Linked DNA regions of Homo sapiens: regions 2, 3 and 4 are each linked to region 1. The links are chromatin contacts, found by Hi-C or POLR2A ChIA-PET in ENCODE. All regions are on one chromosome and are shown on one strand. Each heading gives the region's core, a stretch centred on a gene start or an enhancer-like site at or near the end of the contact. The rest is flanking DNA. Distances are from core to core; before and after follow the strand shown. Region 1 holds the start of PNKP (polynucleotide kinase 3'-phosphatase). Region 2 holds the start of ZNF628 (zinc finger protein 628). Region 3 holds the start of RPS19 (ribosomal protein S19). Region 4 holds the start of PPP6R1 (protein phosphatase 6 regulatory subunit 1).

Evidence for each region. Hi-C counts contacts between places; a loop is a spot of excess contacts on that map. ChIA-PET counts read pairs that join two places held with the same protein, here RNA polymerase II (POLR2A). Pooled maps may share reads with other maps.
Region 2: a loop to region 1 is called in a pooled map, with 7 times the contacts of the local background. The contact joins the promoter of ZNF628 here to the promoter of PNKP in region 1. A Hi-C loop is called at or near these places in 8 of 50 pooled maps.
Region 3: a loop to region 1 is called in a pooled map, with 10 times the contacts of the local background. The contact joins the promoter of RPS19 here to the promoter of PNKP in region 1. A Hi-C loop is called at or near these places in 2 of 50 pooled maps.
Region 4: a loop to region 1 is called in a pooled map, with 6 times the contacts of the local background. The contact joins the promoter of PPP6R1 here to the promoter of PNKP in region 1. A Hi-C loop is called at or near these places in 1 of 37 single-sample maps with no recorded cell type and 9 of 50 pooled maps. POLR2A ChIA-PET finds 5 or more read pairs at or near these places in 1 of 52 experiments (activated naive CD8-positive, alpha-beta T cell).

Annotation. Positions count from the first base shown.
Region 1 is chr19:49,866,326-49,869,255 of GRCh38, reverse strand. It overlaps PNKP (polynucleotide kinase 3'-phosphatase), which reads left to right and starts at 1,680. Exons shown (of 17, transcript NM_007254.4): 1 at 1,680-1,787; 2 at 2,039-2,202; 3 at 2,811-2,857. The coding sequence starts at 2,052. AKT1S1 (AKT1 substrate 1) reads left to right here. Exons shown (of 5, transcript NM_001098633.4): 5 at 1-217. RefSeq lists silencers at 1,544-1,843, 1,914-2,283 and enhancers at 1,443-2,224, 2,225-2,930.
Region 2 is chr19:55,475,309-55,478,267 of GRCh38, reverse strand. It overlaps ZNF628 (zinc finger protein 628), which reads right to left and starts at 1,651. Exons shown (of 3, transcript NM_033113.3): 1 at 1,461-1,651. RefSeq lists silencers at 930-1,253, 1,386-1,585.
Region 3 is chr19:41,858,276-41,861,608 of GRCh38, reverse strand. It overlaps RPS19 (ribosomal protein S19), which reads right to left and starts at 1,354. Exons shown (of 6, transcript NM_001022.4): 1 at 1,320-1,354; 2 at 764-834; 3 at 397-497. The coding sequence starts at 834. RefSeq lists silencers at 1,033-1,152, 1,213-1,342 and an enhancer at 896-1,651.
Region 4 is chr19:55,257,344-55,260,343 of GRCh38, reverse strand. It overlaps PPP6R1 (protein phosphatase 6 regulatory subunit 1), which reads left to right and starts at 1,327. Exons shown (of 24, transcript NM_014931.4): 1 at 1,327-1,909. RefSeq lists enhancers at 690-739, 820-869, 900-1,099, 1,105-2,079 and silencers at 929-1,223, 1,130-1,409, 1,540-1,639, 1,810-1,869.

The DNA of each region.
Region 1 (2,930 bases), core at 431-2,930:
GCCTGCCAATCGAAGCCCGTCCCTGCATCCAGGATGGTACCAGCTCCCGCCCCTCGCCCCCCACCTCCACAGGTGCCTTAAAGGGCCCTCGTCCACCCAAGGTGGGGGGCAGGGGCCCTCACTCTCCGGCCCTGGTGTGGGGGAGAGAGTGAGGGGTTGGGGGATCGGCAGTTGGGAGGGGCGCTCTGAGATTAAAGAGTTTTACCTCTGAGATAAATGTGAAGTGTGTTGTGAGTGTTCATTCAACATTTTCTGAAACCGAATGGCAGCGTCTGATTATCAGTGAATAGCTGGGGGTTGGAATTACTGTGCCCATTTTATTTACTTTTTTGAGACAGGGTCCCACTCTCGCCCAGGTTCAAGCGATTCTCCTGCCTCAACCTCCCGAGTAGCTGGGATTACGCGCCACTGCCGCCCGGGTAATTTTTGTATTTTCAGTAGAAACAGGGTTTCATCATGTTGGTCAGGATGGTCTTGAACTCCTGACCTCAAATGATCCACCCGCCTTGGCCTCCCAAAGTGCTGGGATTACAGGCGTGAGCCACGGCGCCTGGCTTTGTGCCCATTTTATAGATATGAAGACACAGGTTCATGGGGTGGAGGAGAGCATCCCAGTCTTATGTGACCATGGAACCCAATCTTGAGGAGGTGAGTGTTGGAGACAGAGCCCACATATTCACCAGCAAAGCCAGGAACTCCAGCCGGGAGTCTTCTATTATAAAAGGACTGGAGCAACTGGGCTTGGTGCCTCACGCCTATAAGCCCAACACGCTGGGAGGCCAAGGCGGGAGGATCACATGACACCAGGAGGTCGAGATCAGCCTGGGCAGCACAGTGAGACCCCTTCTCCAAAGGGAAAAAAAAATGGCTGGAGGTTAGAAAGCAGGTGGAACCTCGTCCGAAATTAGGACTAGGTAAACGTAGTCCCACCAGACCACTACCGAAAGAATGCTAACACTAAATAAGACTTAAACGGATCTGAGCACTTTGGGAGGCCGAGGTGGGCGGATCACGAGATCAGGAGATCGAGACCGTCCTGGCTAACACGGTGAAACCCCGTCTCTACTCAAAATACAAAAAATTAGCTGGGCGTGGTGGCGGGCGCCTGTAGTCCCAGCTACTCGGGAGGCTGAGACAGGAGAATGGCGTCAACCCGGGAGGCGGAGCTTGCAGGTGAGCCGAGATCGCGCCACTGCACTCCAGCCTGGGCGACAGAGTGAGACTCCGTCTCAAAAAAAAAAAAAAAAAAAGACTTAAACAGGGCTCACTACCACCCATTTTTTAAAGCTTTTGTCACGTGTTAGCTCCTTTAATCGTCATGGTAACCCCACGAAGCGGAAACGATTATCCTTTTTATAGATGAGGAAACTAGAACATCGAGGGTGAAGCCAAAGAAGGACTTAGGGGCGCTGTCGGGGGCGGAGGTTTCCTCGACTGACAATGACCATCAGATGGGAAAAAAATCTTCCTCCCTGGGATGAAAATTAGAAGTCAAGGTGGAAAGAGGCAAATCTGCTAACGGAGGATCCAGTCCCCGCTACCGGCCTGAGCCTCGCGTTGCAGCAAGAGAGATGAAGGTCAGGGCTGCCGAGAGACCCTGGGGGCCGGGAGTCGGGGAAGGGGCGTGGCTGCTGTGGGAGGAGGCCAGGCCCCGCCCCCCACCCACGAGGGGACGAGTCATTTCCGTCCGCCGAGGAACCGACCGCCGCCGGCCGGGTTGCAGGCGGGGCACCTCGGGCAGGACCTCCCTGGTCGGAAGTGGCCGTGAGCCCAAGCCGCGGTCCCGGGTGAGTACGGGGCGGGGCGGAGGCATGTGCGAGGCTCTCTGCCTGTACGCTGGAAAGTGGGGATTGCAACTCGGGGAGGGATGGAGCACGCGTCGTCGCCTGGGAAACGGGTCGACCCGCGGAAGGCGAGCGGGTGGGACTTCCGGAGCAGTTAATGGTGGGGAAACTTTCTAGTGGATGTGGGAGGAGGCGGGACTTCCTGCAGCAAATTGGGGCTGTGCGCCGCTCAAGCCCGTTTACCTGCTCCCCAGGCCGGCACCCAGGATGGGCGAGGTGGAGGCCCCGGGCCGCTTGTGGCTCGAGAGCCCCCCTGGGGGAGCGCCCCCCATCTTCCTGCCCTCGGACGGGCAAGCCCTGGTCCTGGGCAGGGGACCCCTGACCCAGGTTACGGACCGGAAGTGCTCCAGAACTCAAGGTGAGCGGGGCCTGAGCTGGAGGGGGTGTGGCCTGCTGCAAAAGCGGGAACAATCCAGAGGGACGCTTGGCTGCTACGCGGGATTGCAGTGGTGCAGCCAGCCCCGAAGTCGGAAGGTGCTCTCTAGGGAGTACAGGAAGATAAAGTTTGTGCTTGATTTAGAATTAGCTAGATCCTTTGGGGGAGAGGGGATCGAGCCGATTTAGGGAGGATGTTCACTGCGCGGATGATGCTCAGGCCATCGGGAAATCCAGAAACAGGCGACGACCTTCGTCAAGAGAAAAATGATCCTGTGGAGAAAAGTAAATGTCGCTAGGTTGGGATGGATGGTAACAGGCCAAGCCCCGGACCTATATCTAGCCACATTTTTTGTCAAGGAGGAAACCAATTCTGTAGAGAAAAGTACCTCCCTGTCCCTTGCAAGGACCAGTGTCAGGCAATCCTAGTGCCACTATCTGGCTACTGCATGTCAAGGAGCCAATCCCATGTAGAAATAAACTGCCTCTTACTCCCTGGATGCTATAGCCTGAAGCAGGCCACACTCCCCAGAAATGAGGGACCCAATCACACAAGGATGCAAATCCTGACTCCACCCCTCCAATCCTCAGTGGAGCTGGTCGCAGATCCTGAGACCCGGACAGTGGCAGTGAAACAGGTATCAGTGCCTCTGCAAGGGCCAGCAAGGCCTGGGGATGGGATTTGGGGAGGAATTGCAAGCCGTCAGTGAA
Region 2 (2,959 bases), core at 402-2,901, 5.6 Mb before region 1:
CCTTATTTTTCCCCCGCAGCAATTATCACCTTCTAATGTACCAGGATTCTCAGCCTCAGCAGTGCTGAGATGTGGGGCCAGACCATTCTCTGTTGAGGGCTGTCCTGTGCACTGCAGGGTGTCGAGCAGCAGCCCTGGCCCCCGGCCTCGACCCACTGGACGCCTGACATTGGCCTATGAAGCCCTCCTCTACGCTGTCCACAAAGCTCACTCCTGCACCTCCGAGTCTTAGCCGCAGTGTCGCCCCTGGGGAGCACCGTTGCCCCCAGATGAGAACCGCTACTATATAACCAGTGTGCTTTCTGTTTTATTCTGCCTCCCCATGCTAGAATGTCAACGCCGGGAAAATAGGGGCTTCTGTCTGGTTCACTGTTGTATGCCATCCCAGTGCCTACAATAATGTCTGGCAGAGTGTGTGCGCAGTAAACAAATTTTAAATGAATGAAGGCTAGGCATCCCCGTCGGACAAGCTACAAGAACTTGTGTGTTTTTTTTGTTTTTTTTTGGAGACAGGGTCTCACTCTGTCACCGAGGCTGGAGTGCAGTGGCGCGATCTCGGCTCACTGCAACCTTCGCCTCCCGGCTTCAAGCGATTCTCCTGCCTCAGCCTCCCGAGTAGCTGGGATTACAGGTGCACGCCACCGCGCCCGGCTAATTTTTGTATTTTTAGTAGAGACGGGGTTTCACCATATTGCCTGGGCTGGTCTTGAACTCCTGGCCTCAAGTGATCCGCCCGCCTCGGCCTCCCAAAGTGCTGGGATTACAGGCGTGAGCCACCGCGCCTAGCCAAGAACTTCCTTTTTAAAAGATAAGTGTACCCTTTAATATGTAAGCAGGTTAGATCGCGCCACTGCACTCCAGCCTGGGCAACGGAGCAAGACTCCGTCTCCAGAAAAAAAAAAAAAAAAAAAAAACAAACCTACTGATGCTAAGAAGCTGCACGTGCCTTTGAGAAGCCCCAGCATCTCCTTAAAAGAGATATCCGTGCCCTGAAAGAGCGGGGTCCCATTTAACAAGAAGACATCCCCTTTAAAAGGCCGCGCCACACCCGTTCAGCAGGCTGGACCTCCCCTTTAAGGGGATGCTGCCACTGGAGCCCCATCTCCACTTTTGTTGAGCTAAACCAGGGATCGCTTTGAAGCAACCAGGACTCAGGAGTTTTTGCTTCAATGTCTGGGAAACGGTCACTGGCCTTTAATGAGATAACCGCCTTTTAGGGGAAAAACATTGTTTTAAGTCAGAAAGCTTCTGTAAAAATGCAAAGCCTGACCCGCCCTCTCAATGTGGCCCCTTGCCCTTTAAGAGGGCGGACCCGGCCTAGCTGGCAAATGTCGGAGGTGAAATAGTGACTCCCCTTTAAGGTACCCCTTCCGGTTTCACGCCCCCCCCCCCGCCCCACCCCCTGCAACTTCTCCGCCCTCCGGTCCCTCCCCCCACCCCCACCCCCTCCGGTCTCTCACCTGCGGCCCCAATCGGGGGAACGAGGGTGGCAGCCCCAGGACCTTCCCGCGGGGGTCGACGGGAAGGTGGGGCCCCGGCAGCGGCGGTGCAGCTGTGGGGACCGGGGAGGGGGGGCAGGGGCGCACTCCCTCCCAACGGCCCCCGGCGCGAGGCACCCAACCTTTATCGGCGGCCTCTCGCGCACACAAACCCCGACGTCGCCGTCGGTGCGTCACAACGCACGTACTCCGAGTTCCCGCCCCCGGACCCTCCCATTGGCTGTGCGAGGCCTCGTCGAGCTCGGGCGCAGGCGGTGCGCGGCATCCTGGGAGTTGTAGTTCTCCCAGTTGTGGTCGCGGACTCCAGTTGTCAGGTCTTGGGGGCCGAGGCCCCGGTGAGCCCAAGGCCAGGGACGGCCAGCTCGAGACGCGGGGTCGCAAGTTCCCCTTATTAATCCCGATTCCCTCTCATCTGCAAAAAAATCCTTCCATGCACCACGGTTGTACAAAAATCCCTCCCGTGAAGCGGGCCCCGCCCCCAGGGTGTAATCGCTCCAGCGGGAAAACGAGGCCTGGAGCGCTTCCAGTCCCTCGGTAGAGCCACGTGCTCAGGATTTTCGGGCGTGTGCTTCGTGCACGCTCATCCAGACGCTGCAGAAACCTGGTTCCTGCTGGGCAAAGGTCTGTTCTGGGAGGCTGGAATCCACAGACTCCTTGTGGGGCCTAGGGTTTTAGTGGGAGACCGAGCTGCTCCAAAGCCCCTCTCCACGCTCAACCCCCGCCCAACCCAGCGTTCCAGCCACACTGGCTTTTCTGAGGGTCATTAAACGCAGTTTCTCAACCAGAGCACTAGTGCCATTTGGGATGGATTCATTGCAGCGGGGACTGTCCTACACACTCTAGGGCCCCCACTCACTAGATGCAGGTAGCATCCCCAGCCCCGCTCCACACACCCCGTAGGAGAGCTCAGAATATCTCCAGATAGAGATTTTCGCGGTGGCTCACACCTGTAATCCCAGCACTTTGGGAGGCTGAGGCAGGCAGATCACTTGAGGTCAAGAGTTCAAGACCAGCCTGGCCAACATGGTGAAACCCCGTCTCTACTAAAAATACAAAAATTAGCCGGGCATGGTGGCAGGCACCTGTAACCCCAGCTACTCAGGAGGCTGAGGCAAGAGGATCGCTTGAGCCCAGGAGTCGGAGGTTGCAGTGAGCCAAGATCGTGCCACTGCACTCCAGCCAGGGTGACAGAGTGAGACTCTGTGTTAAAAAAAAAAAACAACAACAACAAAAAGAATATCTCCAGACATTGCCACATGTTCACTAGTTGAGAGCCACTGCTCAAAGGCAGTACCCTCAGCTTGAAGACCATTCTGCATGCTGTTTCTCAGGCCAGAAGGCCCTTCTACCCTTAACCCATCCCTGCCCAGCAAGATCCCACTGGAAAGCCTCCTGTGCTAGGTGGTGTCCCTCTTACATGCTCAGCGACATTTATCTATGTCCCATGACAGCGAGGACCT
Region 3 (3,333 bases), core at 105-2,604, 8.0 Mb after region 1:
GTCCCATTTTGGGGATGAGAGAGTGCACAGGCAGGTTAACCAACTTGCCAGAGGACACACAGCCAGATGTAAAAGATGGATCCAAACCCAGGGAGTCTGCCTCCGTGTATATAGAAAGGATTAAACCACCTGTAAGCAAAATATGAACATTCATCTGTCTCTGGTTTCCCCTGAGGCTCAAAGCCACAGGTCCTCCTCTCACAAAGCTCTTAGAATGTCATAAAAACTTGGAGTACCAAGTTATCGAATGTCACATCACACAAAGCAAGTGGTGACACAACCAAGGGTTTCTCTCCCTCTTGGGGCGGGAAAGAGCTCAGAGGAGACAGGGAAGTATGGTTTGTGCCAGGGGTCACCCAGCTCCCCACTCTCCAGCCAAAGACCTAAGTTCCTCACCAGCTCGCGTGTAGAACCAGTTCTCATCGTAGGGAGCAAGCTCTTTGTGCTTGGCCAGCTTGACGGTATCCACCCATTCGGGGACTTTCAGCTTCCCGGACCTAAGACCAAAACAGTGGGAAAAGCACGATTCAGTCATCTCCACAAACTACCCCATATCCCAAATGCCCTCCCCTCAACACAACTATGCTGTGCCCAGAGTACAAAGAGAGGCTGGAACCGGAACACAAGCCAGGCCTCACGCTGAAAGGAGCCACGGAGGCCCCAAACAAGCCTCGCCTGCCAGGGACCGGCAAACACTGGGGCTCAGATGGGCAGGCCAAGGCGACAGCCTCCACCCGTTTTGAACCTCAGTCCCCAAACTCACTTTTTGAGGAAGGCTGCCAGAGCTCTGACGAACTCCTGCTGGTTCACGTCTTTTACAGTAACTCCAGGCATCTGAGGGAGAAAGTCAAGCATGTGAACACAGGCCTGGCAGAGACGACTGCCAAGAGCACGGACCCCACCCCAATCCTTTCGCTCCAGCGCATCCTAAACCGTGGTACCCCCCGTTACTTCCCACGGCCCCTTCAACGCCGGGCTCCGGCTCCTGCGGGTCTGAAGGAGCTCACCGACGCCCACGGCCTCTCTGGATCGCACTAACAGAGCCCGGCCCCTGCGTGTGAGGATCCTGCGCGACCCCACTCCCCAGCCCCGGGACTCCGGACGCCCCACGCACCCCGCCGCTGCCCCCCGGGGCCCACGCTCGGTTCCCGGACGGCGCTGACCGGGCATGTCCGGGCCTGCCGCTCGCACGTGGCCGCGGCTCTAGGGGGCGGGACGGGCCCGCGCCGGGCGCCTCGGGGCCCTCAGGCACGCGCTCTGAGGCTTCGGCGTCCGGCCCTGCCGCCTCGCGCCCGGTCCAGCTCGGAGCCCCCGCTTACCGTGCGGCCTCCGCGCTGCCAGCCAGGGGAAAGGGAACGACGGGGTTTCCCGGGCGCACAAGTCGGGCGTAGGGTCTCGCGAGAGTTCCGAAAGCTCGCGAGAGCGAGGGTAGACGCTGAGGCTCCGCCTCTCTCAGGGCGAAAGTTCGTCCCCGCCTAGAGGGGAGGGTGTCTAGTGAGGGGTGGAGAGGTAAAGGGGAGGGCCAAGGGGTCGCGCGTGGAGGCCTGGGTTTCCTCCCGCGTTTCCTTCTCCCGGAGTGTAATAGAGAGAGGATAGAGAGCTCCTGTTCGGAGCTGGGGGAACTTGGCTTCGTTTGCGTCGTTCGTGGCTGGAAGGAACAGTGGTGGAGAATACTATGATGGCGAAAGTACGGGGCAGGATGGGTGGGCCACAGCTGGCGCCCCACGGCGGAACAACCCCTTTTCCGGGTGGAAGTGGCTGTTCCCTGGCCGGAAGTGGGAGTAGTAAGGGCGGAACTGTGACAGGGAACCTAGGGGAAGGGCGAGGAAGAAATGTGGCTATCATCTTCCGTCCTTCACCGCCAGGAGTCGCGAGAGCGGGAGACGGAAGCCCCACCCTTCTCAGGGCGGAAGTTGCTTCAGCACGGCCGGGGCGAGCGAAAAGGGAATGAGGCGCTGGAGGAGGGGAGAAGATAAGGGCGGGACAAAGCGGCAGAGGCGGGACCTTAGCAGAAGTTAGTTCAGCTCTGCCTTCTAGTGTCGGAGTCTGTTCGCTCAGCCCTTACTTTGCCAATTTAGATTTACCTGCCCCGCTGACCTGTGTAGCTTTAGGCAGTCCATTTGCCTTCTCAGGGCTTGTCTCACCATTAAAAAAAAAAAAAAAAAATGAGATCCCCGTTTGTCCATTTAAAGTGGCTCCTCTGGTTCATGGCGCGTCACATGCTCTAAAAAATATTTTTTGAGTGCCTGCTCTGTGCCAGGCACAGGTAAATATTATTTGGACATTTATCATGTGGCTGTTACTGTAGTGTTACATGCATGATCTCATTTAATCCTTACAAGGCCCAACAACTAAATAACGTGGTCCAATAAAATTATGTTAACTTGTTGCAAAAAGGAAACACTGAAATGTGTGTAGCTATTTTCTTATGTTGGAAAGACTGAGAATTTAAAACATAAGAGCAAATATTAGAATTTTACCCCACACTGATACTGTGGCTGCAAAATGTGTTAATTATTAATAAGCCAAGACTCGTATCTGTTAGAAAAATTAAAACCAACCATGCTTCTAGCATAAGATCATATATTTAAATCAAGGTTTTACATTCATGTAGAATGTTGTTGAAACCTATCTCATACTGTTTCTAAAACTTGAGAAAATATTTTCATTATCTCAATTGTTTTTCCAGAACCAACACATACATATTTCCATATGTATTCAAAGTGGGTAATATATGCATGTCTAACTGGAAATCTCCAGGTACTTGGGTAATTTATATTCACTTTTTATAATTTAAGTAATTATTATTTAATTTTTTTTGAGTTGGAGTCTCGCTTTGTCGCCCAGGCGGGAGTGCAATGATGTGATCTTGGTTCACTGCAACCTCCACCTCCCGGGTTCAAGCGATTCTCCGGCCTCAGGCTCCCAGGTAGCTGGGATTACAGGTGCCTGCCACCACACCTGGCTAATTTTTGTATTTTTATAGAGACGGGTTTTCACCACGTTGGCCAGGCTGGTCTCGAACTCCTGACCTCAGGTGATCCACCTGCGTTGGCCTCCCAAAATGCTGGGATTACAGGTGTGAGCCACCGTGCCTGGCCCCCACTTTTAATAATTTCTAATACCAGTTCTGAATCATTTACACTTAATTCATTTAAGTCATTTCATTGAATTTAATTTTTTTTTTTAAAGCTCTCCAGAGGAACTCTGGAGTGCCTGACCAAAGGAAGAGACAGGGTGAATATAGGATTTTGGGAAGAGTGAAGCTTAGGTAAAATTTATATAAAGCAGAGTTTTGATGGACATAAGGCAAAGCAGGCATGTATTTATGCA
Region 4 (3,000 bases), core at 78-2,577, 5.4 Mb before region 1:
TTTTTTTCTCGAGACGGAGTCTCGCTCTGTCACCCAGGCTGGAGTGCAGTGGCCTGATCTGGGCTCACTGCAACATCCACCTCCCGGGTTCAAGTAATTCTCCTGCCTCAGCCTCCTGAGTAGCTGGGATTACAGGCGCACACCGCCACGTCCGGCTATTTTTTGTATTTTAGTAGACACGTGGTTTCACTGTGTTGCCCAGGCTGGTCTCAAACTCCTGAGCTCAGGCAATCCGCCCACCTCGGCCTCCCAAAGTGCTGGGATTATAGGCGTGGGGTCTTGAACTCCTGAGCTCAAGTACAGGCAGGCGTGAGCCACCACGCTGGGCCCTTTGTTTTTGAGACAGGTTCTCGCTCTGTCTCCTAGGATGGAGTGCAGTGGTGCAATCCGGCTCACTGCAGCCTCGGCTCAAGCGATTCTCCTGCCTTAGCCTCCCGAATAGCTGAGACCACAGGCGCGGGCCACCAGGCCCAACTAATTTTTTAAATTTTCTTTTGTAGAGACGGGGGTCTCCCTAGGTTGCCCAGGCTGGTCTCCAACTCCTGGTCTCATGCCATCCTCCGGCCTCGGGCCTCCTAAAGTGTTGTGATTACAAGCGTAAGCCACCGCGCCCGGCCAATTCGGAGTCTTAAAACAAAAACAAAAACAAAAAAGTTCCTCGCGCCCACACGATTTTTACAGTAGGCCTCTAACATGGGTAGAGAGGGGAGCTATTAAAGTTGGGGAAACCGAGGCTCAAAGCCAGAGGGACCTTCATCAATCTAGACACAAGGTCTAGGAGGTCTCTTTCAGTTGATGCTATTAGAAGCTGCTTTGGGCGGAACTGGCAACACCAGCGACCCGGCCGGGACTATCGCCAGCAGACGGAAACGACTGAGGGCCTCTGAGGCTCGGAGGCGGCTAAGCGCGAGAGCCGGACGGAACGAAGGCGCCTGGCTTTGGCTGGAGCGAAAACCAGGTCTGGATTTCGCAAGAGCCCGACCCTGGAGCCAAAGCTCCACTATGATTAGAGGAGACAGAACAGCGAACGGATTTCCAAACGGAGCGAGTGGGAAGGGAAATCCTGGAGCGGAATATTCACGGGGCCTTGGAACGGAGCCGGTGCGCAGCTGCGGCTCACTGAGCTGTCTGGGTTTATTCCGGGGCAGACCGTTGGCACCAACGGGCGCAAGCGCGTCTGCGGCGGCGGGGTTCAAGAGTGGGCGGTGTCGGGAGCGCCCGGGCGCACGCGCACTGCACCGCCCAGGCGTGCACCCCGCCCCCCGCACCTGCGCACCAACACAGCCGCGGGAGGGCGGGGCCTCCTGCGTCGTCCTGCGCTAGGGGGATTGTGGGATAGTGGCGGAGGGAGCCGGGCGTCGGAGGCCCTGAGGCCGGCCGCAGAGCCCGGAGATTGAGCGGCTTTGGGGAAGGGGTGGTTAAGGAAGTAGGCCTCGGCTTCCGTCGGTCGCTGCTCGGCTCTGCGGCCCGTTTGGACCGCGGAGGAGGTCGCCTTCCCCTCCCGTGGGGCGCTCGGTTGGACTGTGGAAACCGGGGCAACTTCCCCCGTCTTCCCGGCTGAGGCGCCTGCGTGGGCCTCGCGACCCGGCTCGCCAACCCGCCTCGGCCCGCACGCCCACCTCGCCTGCGGACCCCGGAGGTGCCTACGCGGACTAGTGACGCCCCCCGCCCGTCGGCAACTCCACCCGGCGCTGACCCCCTCAACTCTGCAGGACCCGGCGCGCGAGGACCCCACGACCCGCGGGCGCCTGCGCGGACCCCGCGAGCCCCGGCGCCTGCGCGAGTCCCCGACGCCGCCCCCGCCCCCACTCACCGGGCCCCGCAGCAGGGGCCGGAGCCGCCGGCGGCGGGGCGGGGGGGGGCGCCCCGATGAGCCCCGAGTGCGAGGAGCCGCCGCCCCCCCTCGCAGGTGAGCGGCCCGCGTCGCCCGACCCTCTCTCTCCAGGGCCAGGCGCCCACGTCTTCCCCTCTCCGCGTCCCCTCAGGCTTTTCCCTCTCGGGACCCCCGCGGGTCTTTTCTGCTTCGGATCCTTTCCCTCCTTCCTTCGGGTTTCCTCTCCACGGCACCCCGTTTCTTCCCCCTCGACCCTCCCCAGTCTCTTAATCTCTTCACCTCAGCTCCGCCGCCACCCTAGTCTCAGTCTCTTGCTCTCGGCCTTTTCCCACTCGCTCTCTGCAGCTGCGCTCCCCAGTCCCTGAGCCTCAGCTCCGCTCTCTTGCCTCTCTGGCCGGTTCCCCGGCCCCCCAGGAGTCTTTCTCCCTGGTTACCCTGGACTTTGCCTGCTTACACCCTTCCCTCTCGCCCCGATCTCTGCCCCGCCACCTCTTCCGTGGCGCAGCCTCCTTAGATCCCCGGAGCTCAGGACTGGAGGAGCGGGGCTTGTTTTCACCTTGACCGACCCTCTCCCGCCTCCGGCTTCTTGTGCGAGGGACCTGGGAGCGGGGCTTCTCTGGAGCAGCCACCACTCGGGCCTGCTTCAGTGAGATGAAGCCTGCTGAGGGCAGGCAGGGAGCCTGGCGCTGGGCACCGAGGAGGGGGCATCAGCCCTAGGCCCTGCCCTGGAGGTGGGGCCGGTCCCTGGAGGGGGTACAAAGGCAGAGCCGGACAGTCACAATTCCTGCGTGTCGTGATCGAGGTGACTTAGGGAGCTGCAGGGGGCCACAGAGCGGGAGGCACTGGTGAGACTGACTGGACGGACGGCTTTTTCTGTCTAGGAAGGATGAGTAGGAGGTGACAGATGGAGAGTGGGAAGAAGGGCCTTCCGGGGGGGGAAGGAGCAGCACGTGCAGATATGTCAAGGAAGGAAGGTCGGAGTCCTGAGTGCAGATGTATTGGGAGGGTGAGGGGCAGAGTAGTTCCGCCCGGCGTGCTTATCCAGGCCTCGAATGGGACCTCTGGTTGGGGTCTTTCTTGCTCGCTCGTAGTACACACAGACATGACCATAGACACCCGCCTGAAAGGCAAGATGTTTCAGGAAAGGAAGCTGCGTAGACTGTCAG